Regions from separate parts of the Homo sapiens genome. Here region 1 is linked to region 2. The links are chromatin contacts, found by Hi-C or POLR2A ChIA-PET in ENCODE. All regions are on one chromosome and are shown on one strand. Each heading gives the region's core, a stretch centred on a gene start or an enhancer-like site at or near the end of the contact. The rest is flanking DNA. Distances are from core to core; before and after follow the strand shown. Region 1 overlaps UBE3C (ubiquitin protein ligase E3C). Region 2 holds the start of RNF32 (ring finger protein 32).

Region 1 (5,331 bases), core at 1,827-4,326, 510 kb after region 2:
CGATGTTAGATTGAGCTTGTTGATATTTTGTTCAGGATTTTTGCATCTCTTTTGATGAGGGACATCAATTTAGGGTGTTTTTGTGATGTCTTTGTCTGGTTTGGTATTAGGGTGATACTGGCCTTATGGAATGAGGATACTCTAGGGCCTACCAAAACCAATTACTATAGTTTTTTTGTTTTATTTTGTTTTTTTGAGACAGAGTCTCCCTCTGTCGCCTAGGCTGGAGTGCCTGGAGTACAGTGGTGCGATCTCACTGCCACCTCCATCTCCCGAATTCAAGTGATTCTCCTGTCTCAGCCTCCCAAGTAGCTGGGCTTACAGGCGCCCACCACCAGGCCTGGCTAATTTTTTTGTATTTTTAGTAGAGATGGGGTTTCGCCATGTTGTCCATACTGGCCTTGAACTCCTGGCCTCAAGTGATCTGCCCACCTCAGCTTCCCAATGTGCTGGGATTACAGGTGTGAGCCACCATGCTTGGCCTCAATTACTCTAGTTTTAATTCCTCCCCTATGATAGGTCTAGACTGTTAAGATGGTAAGAACTTGATTGCTTAGTTTTGTAAAACTGCCCTCTATTATATAATTGAAGGGATTACCTAGTTTTGTAAAACTGCCCTCTATTATATAATTGAAGGGATTACCTAGAATATTTTAACTTAAAATGTTTTGTGCTATTTTGTTTTAAAAAGCAGAGGTGTAATGGATGTGATAGTATAATGCTCCATATACATTGTAGTGGAACATAAAAACTTTTTCTTACAGATCTGGCATCAAATAAAGTCAAAATATTTTCTAAGATCAAATTAGTTCTTTTTTTTTTTTTTTTTTCCTTTAAGAGACAGGGCCTCACTGTGTCGCCCAGGCTGGAGTGCAGTAGCTATTCACAGGCATGATCATAGTGCACAGCAGCCTCAAACTCCTGATCTCCAGCGATTCTCCTGCCTCAGCCTCCTGAGGAGCTGGAACTCCAGGCTTGCCACTACCCAACCCCAGCCTGGCTCTGAAAATGTTAATTGACTGTCAGGACTGGTATTATTTAGCAACACTGCATTTGTTCCTTCGAATACAGTTATGCTGTATCCTTTACATGTAGGAGCAAAAGACTGTAGTTCCCTGCTATAGATAAGGTTAAGAATTCTTTTTTTGTTTTTTGAGATAGAGTTTTGCTCTTGTCGCCCAGGCTGGAGTGCAATGGCTCAATCTCGGCTCACTGCAACCTCCGCCTGCCAGGTTCAAGCAATTCTCCTGCCTCTGCCTCCGGAGTAGCTGGGATTACAGGTGCCTGCCACCACACCCAGCTAATTTTTCTATTTTTAGTAGAGATGGGTTTCACCATCTTGGTCAGGCTGGTCTCGAATTCCTGACCTCAGGTGATCCACCCACCTCAGCCTCCCAAAGTGCTGGGATTACAGGCGTGAGCCACTATGCCTGGCCAGGAATTCAACCGATTTTTAAAAATAGAAACCAAGCGGAATGGAAGGAGTGAGACTTGAGACTAATTGTCTCATTGTCTCATTTTCTTTGGACATTAAATCTGGGCCTACAGGGAGGTGAGTAAAGCACCATACAGTATTTAAGGAGGCACTTACTCTCAGGTTCATGCACAGGCGGACCCTGCACTGGCACATCCCTGAGAGTGAGTGCCTCCTTAAATTTGTGCCTTAAGCATCTGGCTTGCCTCATGATATCCCCTACTTGGCTTTAACCACTTGAATGTGTGCTGATTTTCTTGAGTTACAGTGTGAATTGCCAGCTAGGGTCCTTAAAAGGTTGAAAAAATAGATGGTCTCATAAGACCATAGAATAGCCTCAAAAGAAGTTCTTGCAAAAGCTGTAAGGAGCTTCACTCTGTGACTTTTCTTTAATTCTTCTATTATAGAATGTAGGCACCTAGGAATTTGGAAGTGGGGCATCTTATTCTTTGACTGTGACCCCTGTTTTTTACTGCCTTTAAAGCAGCTGCTTTCTGCATGTCCTTGTTCTCCTGTCTCAGGCCTCCAAATGCCGCCCTTTACCATTTGTCAGCATGAAGGAGAAGCCATGCTTTCCATAGCCCATCACCTTCGATGGTGGTCAAATTACAGGCTGTAATACCTGCTGTTGCTGAGGGCATACAGACACTGGGCACAACCTACCTAGGGTTGGTTATAACAGATTTATCAAGAGTCTAACAAGGCCAGGCATGGTGGCTCACACCTGTAATCCTAGCACTTTTGGAGGTGGAGGCTGGCAGATCACTTGAGGTCAGGAGTTCCAGACCAGCCTGGCCAACGTGGTGAAACCCCATCTCTACTAAAAATACAAAAAATTAGCTGAGTGTGGTGGCACCCGCCTGTAATCCCAGCTACTTGGGAGGCAGAGGCGGGAGAATCGCTTGAACCCAGGAGGCAGAGGTTGCAGTGAGCTGAGATCATACCACTGTCCTCCAGCCTGGGTGACAGGGCAAGACTCTGTCTCAAAAAAAAAAAAGAGTCTAACAAGATATGTCCCCTCTAATCCAGCAGAACAAATTTCTACATTTAGAAACGTAAAAATTTATTCTAGTGAACTAATATGCATAAGAGAAGATGCATGGGAAAGGTGATTTATGGCATTACTTATAATACTGAAAAATACTGAAACAGCCTACATGTCTAAATACAGGACATTTGTTAAATAACCGTTAATATAACAATGCAGTGAAATACTGTGCAGCCATTTAAAATGGTCATGATGCGTATTAATGTCTGTCATTAATTTATTAACATACTTGTATTTATGAACATGATTTATTGTTAATGGAAATAAGTAGATTACAAAACAGGATTGCAGTCTGCATTTAAATTATGTTTATCTGAACAGTAAAGATAGCTAGTTTCCCAGTTTCTTAATTTCCATTGAATAAAAGAAAGATACTAGTTGCTTATTGCTGTGTAATAGAGCTTAAAGCAATACGTTTTTGTTACCTTGGTCAGTTCTGTGGGGCAGGCATCTGGATCTACTTCTGCGCTGGCCTGTTCACAAGCCTGGAAGTTAGTGCTGGCCGTTGGCAGGAGAGTCAGTTCTCGGCCGCTTGCGGGGCTTCTTAGGGATACCGTGTCCTCATGGCAGCTGGCCTCCCGCTAAGCTGCTGAGCAGACAGAGCAGGGAGGAAGGGCAAAGCCTGTGGTGACTTTGGTCATGGTGTATTTGTCCAGCCCACTCTCGGGGTGAGGGGAGTCGGGCTCCACCCCCTAAAGGGCAGCAGTAGCAAAGCGTCTGTGGACATAATCCTGAAGCCACCGTAGAAGGGAGCTTCAGGTTTAGCTTAGTCGTAAACGCTGGCGCTGCAAAACAAATACGCTGTGTTTTCTGCCTCAGCCTATTAGGAGTTAAAAATTGTGGTTTTCCTTCTTACCTCTTACCTTCTGTATCAGTAGTTATTGGCTACATAAATAACAACACAGTGAGTTAAAAAGCAAGCATTGTCAACATACATTTTGGTGAATGTGAGTTCACTCGGAGAAGATTGTATAGCTCTTTGGAAATGTAACAAAGAAATTGGCAAACTAGGAGCAGCTTAAAAAACAAGTAAATAGAGACCTGACTTAAAATGCTATTTTTCTAGATGTGCCCTCCTGATCATGTGCTGGCTTTTCTTGTGAACTGTTACCTTCTCCCGTATGCTGCTTGGAAATGCTTAGGTTCCTGCATTATCCTGCCGGAAATACTATCTATTAAGCCGTTTAAGTGTCTTCCTCAAAAAAGCCCAGTAGAACCATAAGGAGTAATTTTTTGTAACAATGCAAATTCACTGATTTAGATCATTTAGCTTTTTAATCCATTTGCCCTTGGAGAGAAGAGGGGGCTATGCAATTGGACCAAGAGGAGTCAATGATTTTGAAGTCAGTCAGCCCTTGGTTTGTCACCATGACAACCGTGGAGCAGGAGGTAGCCACATCATGACAGGGAGGAGAGGTGAGTGAAGTGAGAAGCAGGGGAGCATCACAGTAAAGTGGCCGTCATCTGAGAACTCTTCTGCACAGCCTCGTACCCAGAAGTTTGTTCCCCTTCTGTTCTAGTACCATGTGTGTATCCTATTTCCAGAACCCCAAGCAAGCATCAGTTTTTGTGTGCTGGACTGGGTAGGATTCTTAGGACTATTTACATATTAACATTACTGTCACCAGTTAGAGGGACAGCATGGGCAAAGCTGTCCAACCATGGAGACGTGGTGTTCAGCTACAGGTTGTGGCCAGAATGGGGGTGGGCAAAGGGTGTAGGGAAAGTGGAAGAGAAGGCTGGGAGGAAGGTAGTCAGGGACAGAGCTGGGAGGAAGGTAGTCAGGGAGAGAGCTGGGGGAAAGGTAATTAGGGACAGAGCTGGGGAGCATTGTAGGCCACACTAAGGCATATTCAGGGAGGACTGGAAAGCCGCTAAAGAGTTTTAAGCACATTAATGAGACTTAGGTTTTAGAGATGCGTGGGGGGCAGTTTGGGTGTTTGAATCTAGGGAGGCAAAGCCTGAAGCCAGGGAAATCAAGGGAGAAGCACCCACACTTGTGCCTGAAGAGCAATGAGGGCCTAAAACCTGCAGTGGGCATTTTCTTTTAAGGATGTTTGTGTTTCTCTCCTTGTTTGTCACATGCAGATCCTTGCGCTCCTCACTATTTGTTCTCCTGCAGGGCACTTTTCGTTTATGAGCTCATTGATCTCGACTTCTGATATGTGAGGCAGAGGTGTTAGTGTCCTGTGGAGGAAGAAATCAAGGCCTGGAGTCCAAATAATTTAGCAAAACCCCCAACACTGCCCTGTGGTTTGTTTATCCGGATGCTGTACGGCCTCTCCCTCGTGTCTGGGCAGGTTGTCTTGCCGGCACATCTTGCTTCTGTCTCCTGCTTTACTTGTGCATTCCTGTAACTGCTTGGGAAGTTGAGGACCACATCCTGCAGGCACTGAGAAGGTGGTTCCAACAGTCCTACATCTTTTGGAACTAATTTTTCTTACAGTGCAGCTTTAACGTTGTTTAATTTTTTGCCAGGTGTGGTGATGCACGCCTGTAATCCTAGCACTTTGGGAGGCTGAGGGGGGTGGATTGCCTGAGGTCAGGAGTTTGAGACCAGCCTAGCCAACATGGCGAAACCCTGTCTCTACTAAAAATACTGAAATTAGCCAGGCATGGTGGTGGGCGCCTGTAATCTCAGCTACTTGGGAGGCTGAGGCCGGAGAATGGCTTGAACCCCAGGGGAGCAGAGGTTGCAGTGAGCAGAGATCGCACCACTTCACTTCAGCCTGGATGAAAGAGTGGGACTCCCTCTCAAAAACAAAACAAAACAAAATTGTTCAGTTTTGTACATATTATTTTAGAGCTG
Region 2 (5,442 bases), core at 1,598-4,097:
GGCATAATGTTAAAATACAAATCATTGATAACATGGTTTTGGGGACAAGATAGGTTGACTATATTTTTAATTATCCCTATCCAAGAATGTTGCATTCTGATCATCTAACTCATTTCAACAGAACACACTATCTTGAAGAATGAATGTATTCTTCAAATATCAACTATGTTAGCTTTGTTTTTGTCAAGAATTAGAAAGCAATAAGGTTAAATTTTCAGTCAAGCCTATACTTAACACAAATCGATTGCACATTTCAAAATAGCTAGAATAATTTGAATGTTCCTAGTGTAAATAGAAGATAAATATTTAAGGGGATGGATATCCCAATTACCCTGATTTGATTTTATGAATTTATCGAATTATCACGTTATCCAAAAACATGTTCATCTAATATGTATCAATAAAAAATAAATTTAAAAATAAAAAATTCACAATATTCTTCGTGGCTAACTGAAGAATGACCAATTTATTTTGAATAGAAAACATGCAGACAGAAAAACTATCATGAAAATTTAAACATGTGAACAGAGGGTAGGAATTTTAAAACGGTAATTTTTCTTAGAACTTTAAAGTTCAAGAAAAATACCTTAAAACCAACATAAAGAATAGCAGGCACTGTACTAAGCAGTTCACCCACAGTATCATGTTTTAATCTCACCACAGCCATAAGGCGGTAATAGCATGCATAGATATCATTCCAATTTTTCCTGTTGCAAGTAACAGAAAACCAGACCCCATCTGGCTGAAGCCAGTAAGAGAAAAGACTAACAGGAGGGCCAGCCTCAGGACTCAAATACGTCACCAGGACATGGGTTGCGTCCCAGTCTCAGCTCTGCCAGTTCCTGTAGAACCCTCCTTCCAAGGTTCACAGGGTGGCTACCATAGCTTCAGGCCCTCACCTCATGATAAGACAGCAATACAACTGCCATTTCATGTCTGTTGCTGTTTCTACATTCAGTTAGAATTAAATAAATTTTCCAGTAGCACCCACAAAAATACTGAGTCCACCTGGTTGGCCTACCTAGATATATCGCCAGCCCTGATCAAGTCACTGGTCACGGGCCTGGATTTTCTGGTTCGCTTAGGCTAATCATACGTCCCATCCCAGGACTGAAGAAGTACCAGGGCTGTTGCTGGAGAGTGGCTAATGTCCCCTTTACAAATAAGGAGCTCATGGTTTAGGAAGATGAGCTTGCCAAAAATCACACACTTGTAAAATAAGTCAAAATTTGAACTTAAGTCTACTTATCTGAGCCCAAAGTCTTACAACCATTTATGGCTGTTATCCTAACACCTACGTCGCGGAACGGAAGAGTCCTAAGACTGCAAAGACCCTTCCTTTTCTTCTAGATCCAGTCTAAGTTGGTTGGTAATTTCTTTAGACCCTGCTTTCAGGGAAGTTTAAAAAAAATTACTTGCATTTGTATATTTTCCTTGTATTTTCGGCCAAATTTCTTCTAATTAAAGTACAACATAAGTTGAACCAACACAATAATTGTCATATTAAGAAAAGATAAAACAAACTTTACTCATTTCTGCTTCTGGGCATGGAGTGTGAGGGACCAGACTTAAGTTCTCAAACAACTACAAAATCAGACCAAAAAATACAATGGTTTCCAGGCACCGGACGACAGGCAGTGCAGGGCTGTGATCCTTAAGAGAAGGGAAGCAGCGAGCCAGAGTATCCAGGCCACAACCCAAATGGAGGCCAAGAGAGGAACAGCAGAGGATACAGAGGGAGGGTTCCAGGGGCCAAGACGCAATCCGAGGGGAAGCCCTTCCGGGGAGAGCTGGAGTCCTGGGGTGGCCTTCTCGAGTCTTCCCGAGCAGGTCTGTGCAGCGAGGAAACATCCGAGGCTGGAGTGAGCCACGCGGAGGAGGAAGAACAGCCCGAGCTCACAGGGGCGGGGAAGAGTTCTAGCTCGCGACAGCCCCTGGGAGGAACCCTGCACTATTTGTGGCGTCGAGTAAAGCACCGGAAGGCTCTGCTCAGGAGCGTGAACGACACCGCCCGCTGCAAGCCTGGAAAGGAACGCGTTGCCTCAATTCACTCCGATGTGTCACACACGCGGCTCAGTCACCTAGGGAGCAGGAAAAGGCCAGCGGGCCACGCAGGGCTCACCCGGGCCTGCATCCAAACGCAAACGGCCAGGCCCACGAAGCAGGAAACACAACCCGCAACGAGAAGCAAAGGGATCCACAGAGAAGGGCCAGGAGTCACGGACGACGCCAGGCAGTCGGCGCCTGCGCTTCCGCGAGCCAAGACGCCTGAGCGGCGCGGGGGGATCGGGGGATCCCCCAGAAAACTGCCCTCGACTAACAGCGCAGCGAAGGGGCGGTGCGCTCGAGACCCTGGAACGGGAACGACCACAGCCACCGCAGGGAAACAACCGGGGCCCAGGCCCAGGTGGGCGGGCGGCTGAGGAGCGTGGCTGCGCCCACAAAGCCGCCGGGGGCTGCGGACTACAGCGAAGCCGGCGCGGGGCTCGGCCCTCACTACACGAGGCCTGGGCGCCTGCACGCCCCCGTGCTTCAGCCCGCGGCTCCCGAACACCCCCGCCAGGCGATCCCCAAAAACGCCCGCTGCGCGAGCCTCGACGGGAACGCACCTGCGTCTAGACGCTGACGCCGTGCGCGGGGCGGGGGCCGGCGAGCATGCGCAGTGTGGTGTGGACAGGGCGTGGTTGGCAAGCATGCGCAATGTGGGCCGGGCGGGGCTGGCGAGCATGCGCAGTATGGGGCGGGGCGGGGCAGGGCTGGTGAGCAAGCCCGCGGGGAGCGAGCGCGGAGGCGGGCGTTGCTACGGCAACGGTGGGCGGCCAGGGAGTTGCCTGAGGGAAAAGGGGCAGACGTCCCTGGGTTCCGGTGTTCGCGGAGGAGTCGAGGCACGGAGAGGCTTCGGGGGAGGGACGGAAAGAAGGGTGGCCCGCCAGGCGGGCGGGGTCCATGGATTCGGGGTGAGGGCCGTCCGCGGCCTCGCTTTCGCCTCCTCCGAGCCGGGCCGGCGATGGCCGCAGCTGTGAGGCGAGGTCGGGTCCCGTAGCGGCGCGCAGCCTCCTTGGGGGACTCGGGGTCCTGGTTAGTTTCCACAGCTCCTTCTATCTGAGGGGTACGAATTTACGGCTGCCTAAAGCCTTAGAACAGTGATCCCACGTCGGTAATTTTAGAACCCGGTAGGACCGGCTGCCATCAGGGGCCCCAGGTGCAGGGTGGTGTCAGCTTTGAGAGGAATTGGAGCCTCGTCACCGCGCGCTTCCTGCATGAGTGGAACCTCAGAAAACGGTCAGCGGGGTTCAGAAGGCAGGAGATAACACCAAGACCCTACGTAGGATTGCATCTTTACGTCGTAGGCTTGGTCTCGTGTATTTTTATTGAGCGTGTTTAATTAGCTGAGGTTACTCGCTTTGGCACCCCAGTGATCGTTTTTGCCACCAAGCTCTGCCTCTTGAGCGTTTAATACTGGGATTTACAAAGCAACGGGTTCCTGTTAATCTTAGCTTTCAATACTGGGCAAGGGTTACGTTTCTAACCCTACCAGTGCCGCAGGCTCATTATATATTGAAGGACTCACCTGGTATTTGGTTTTCTCATTTATAAAGTGGAGTTGGAGTAGGTACTTGAAGGGTTTTCAATACCTTTAAATTCTGAATTTTAAACTCTAAAACTTAATGATACCGTAGGACTTTAAGAGAGTATAGGTTTTAAAAGCTCTTACCTTGATATTAATGACAGTGGTCTACTGTGTAGAAACTTGAGATTAAATTGCAGACTGCAGCTATGACCGGACCATTTTTAGTGTGATGCAAACTGTATCTTCTGCAGGTTATAGGCATTTTGGAAGCAGGAACTGAGAAAATTCTGGCAGTGATCTTTCAGTATTTTAAATTCCACCATTTCTCCAAGTTCAGTTGTCTTGATGAGATACAGGGTGGAACTTATTTCAAACATCTCTTGATGCCAGAATTGAACGGGAACAGAAAAGGGCTGTAGTAAGAACCATCATCAAAGCCTCCAGGACTTGAGCAGCGACTGACGTTTTTACTTCTAACCCTGGATATCTCAGAGATTTGGTTCCACTGTGCTTTTCTATCTCTCCACTCACGCCTTAGTGAGTTTGTTCTTTCGGTTGGAGTAATTTAATACAAGTGTTAGTCCTTAGAAATACATTTTGGATTAATTTCTTTCTATTTTTAGAGTTAGGCCCTCAACACAGTAAGTCTTCACTTAACATCATCCATAGGTTCTTAGAAACTGGAGCTTTAAGCCATGCAGTGTACAAGGAAACCAGTTTCACCATAGGTTAATTGATATAAATAAGAGGAAAGTTCCCACAGCACATTCCTGGTCACAAAAACATCGCCAAACTTCTAAATAAAGACCAAAGCACTTCTAATATGAAACACTGAAGTACATATGAGCTCTACATTTAAGAAATATCATTACCCAATTTCTGGTGAATCCATGAGTGACCGGGTTGTGGAGGGGCTGTGTTAAAGATAATGTTGGCCAAGCCAAAGCTCTGAAGCACCTCCCCCTACCATGCAGTTTCAAAACAAACAGGAGCCACTTCTCAGCCCGCTGGGCCTTTCTTACTGCATCGGGTATTGTCCTGCATCTCTGTGTGAATACCGTATGCTTTACGAGTTTTTATTTGACAATAATTTGTATCCTTTCATTTTCCAACCTGCTTATTCCAGTTCAGGGTGGCAGGGGGCTGAGCCCATCCAGGCAGCTCAGGACCAAGGCGGGCAACAGTCCTGGAGAGGACGGCATCCCATGGCAGGGCACACTCACACTCACTCAGACGGGGACGCCCCAGTGAGCCTCACGTGCACAGCTTTGGGATGTGGGAGGAACCCGGGGTACCTGGAGGAAACCCACAGCACATGGGGAGGACGTGCAAACTCCAAACAGACAGTGGCCCCTGCTGGGGATCAATTTTTTTTCTCATCAGCGTTATAGGGAAACAACATTAGAAGAAATATGTTCAAGGGCCTTCTGTGCCAGTTCCTAGATTACTTGAATAACTTTCTATTTCTCCTCATCACAGTATATTTTGAATACATCTGTCTTCATAAAATACACCATGTCCAAAATCTAAAAGGGCCAATTCCAAATTATTCCACCAGCTTTGAAGGGAATTGAAGCAAGAATAACAAGAGTAAGTTCTGTGTGAAAAGACCTACTTTAGATACTTCAAAGGTTGTCTCATTAATCCTTGCGGCAACCCTGCAAAGCCAGCGTTATTATACCTGCTTTATAGATGAGGAGCCTGGGGCTCAGCTGTGTCCAGTATCTTGCGCAGCAAAGCGGTAGAGTTCAATTGGAACTCAAGTTGGTCTGTCCCCATATTCTGTACTTCTGTGTTCTGGACAGACTGAAGTTAGCCAGTGTTCCTCTTGCGTTCCAGTTTCTTCATTGTTCCCTTTCTCCCCAAAATAA

What was found. A loop is a pair of places that touch in the nucleus more often than their neighbours do. ChIA-PET counts read pairs that join two places held with the same protein, here RNA polymerase II (POLR2A).
Region 1: a loop to region 2 is called in a map of naive thymus-derived CD4-positive, alpha-beta T cell, with 5 times the contacts of the local background. The contact joins the enhancer-like site here to the promoter of RNF32 in region 2. A Hi-C loop is called at or near these places in 1 of 168 maps with a recorded cell type or tissue (naive thymus-derived CD4-positive, alpha-beta T cell) and 1 of 37 single-sample maps with no recorded cell type. POLR2A ChIA-PET finds 5 or more read pairs at or near these places in 1 of 52 experiments (OCI-LY7).

The regions. Positions count from the first base shown.
Region 1 is chr7:157,147,920-157,153,250 of GRCh38, forward strand. All of the region lies in intron 1 of UBE3C (ubiquitin protein ligase E3C), which reads left to right. Among named protein-coding and RNA genes, the nearest start is that of UBE3C, 12 kb to the left of the region's middle. Within about 2 kb of position 3,077, at least 5 of the 41 ENCODE cell types and tissues checked have a DNase peak (open chromatin) inside an H3K27ac peak, as active enhancers do.
Region 2 is chr7:156,637,927-156,643,368 of GRCh38, forward strand. It overlaps RNF32 (ring finger protein 32), which reads left to right and starts at 2,848. Exons shown (of 9, transcript NM_030936.4): 1 at 2,848-2,885. RNF32-DT (RNF32 divergent transcript) reads right to left here and starts at 2,609. Exons shown (of 4, transcript NR_026865.2): 1 at 1,022-2,609. RefSeq lists an enhancer at 2,279-2,870 and a silencer at 2,439-2,748.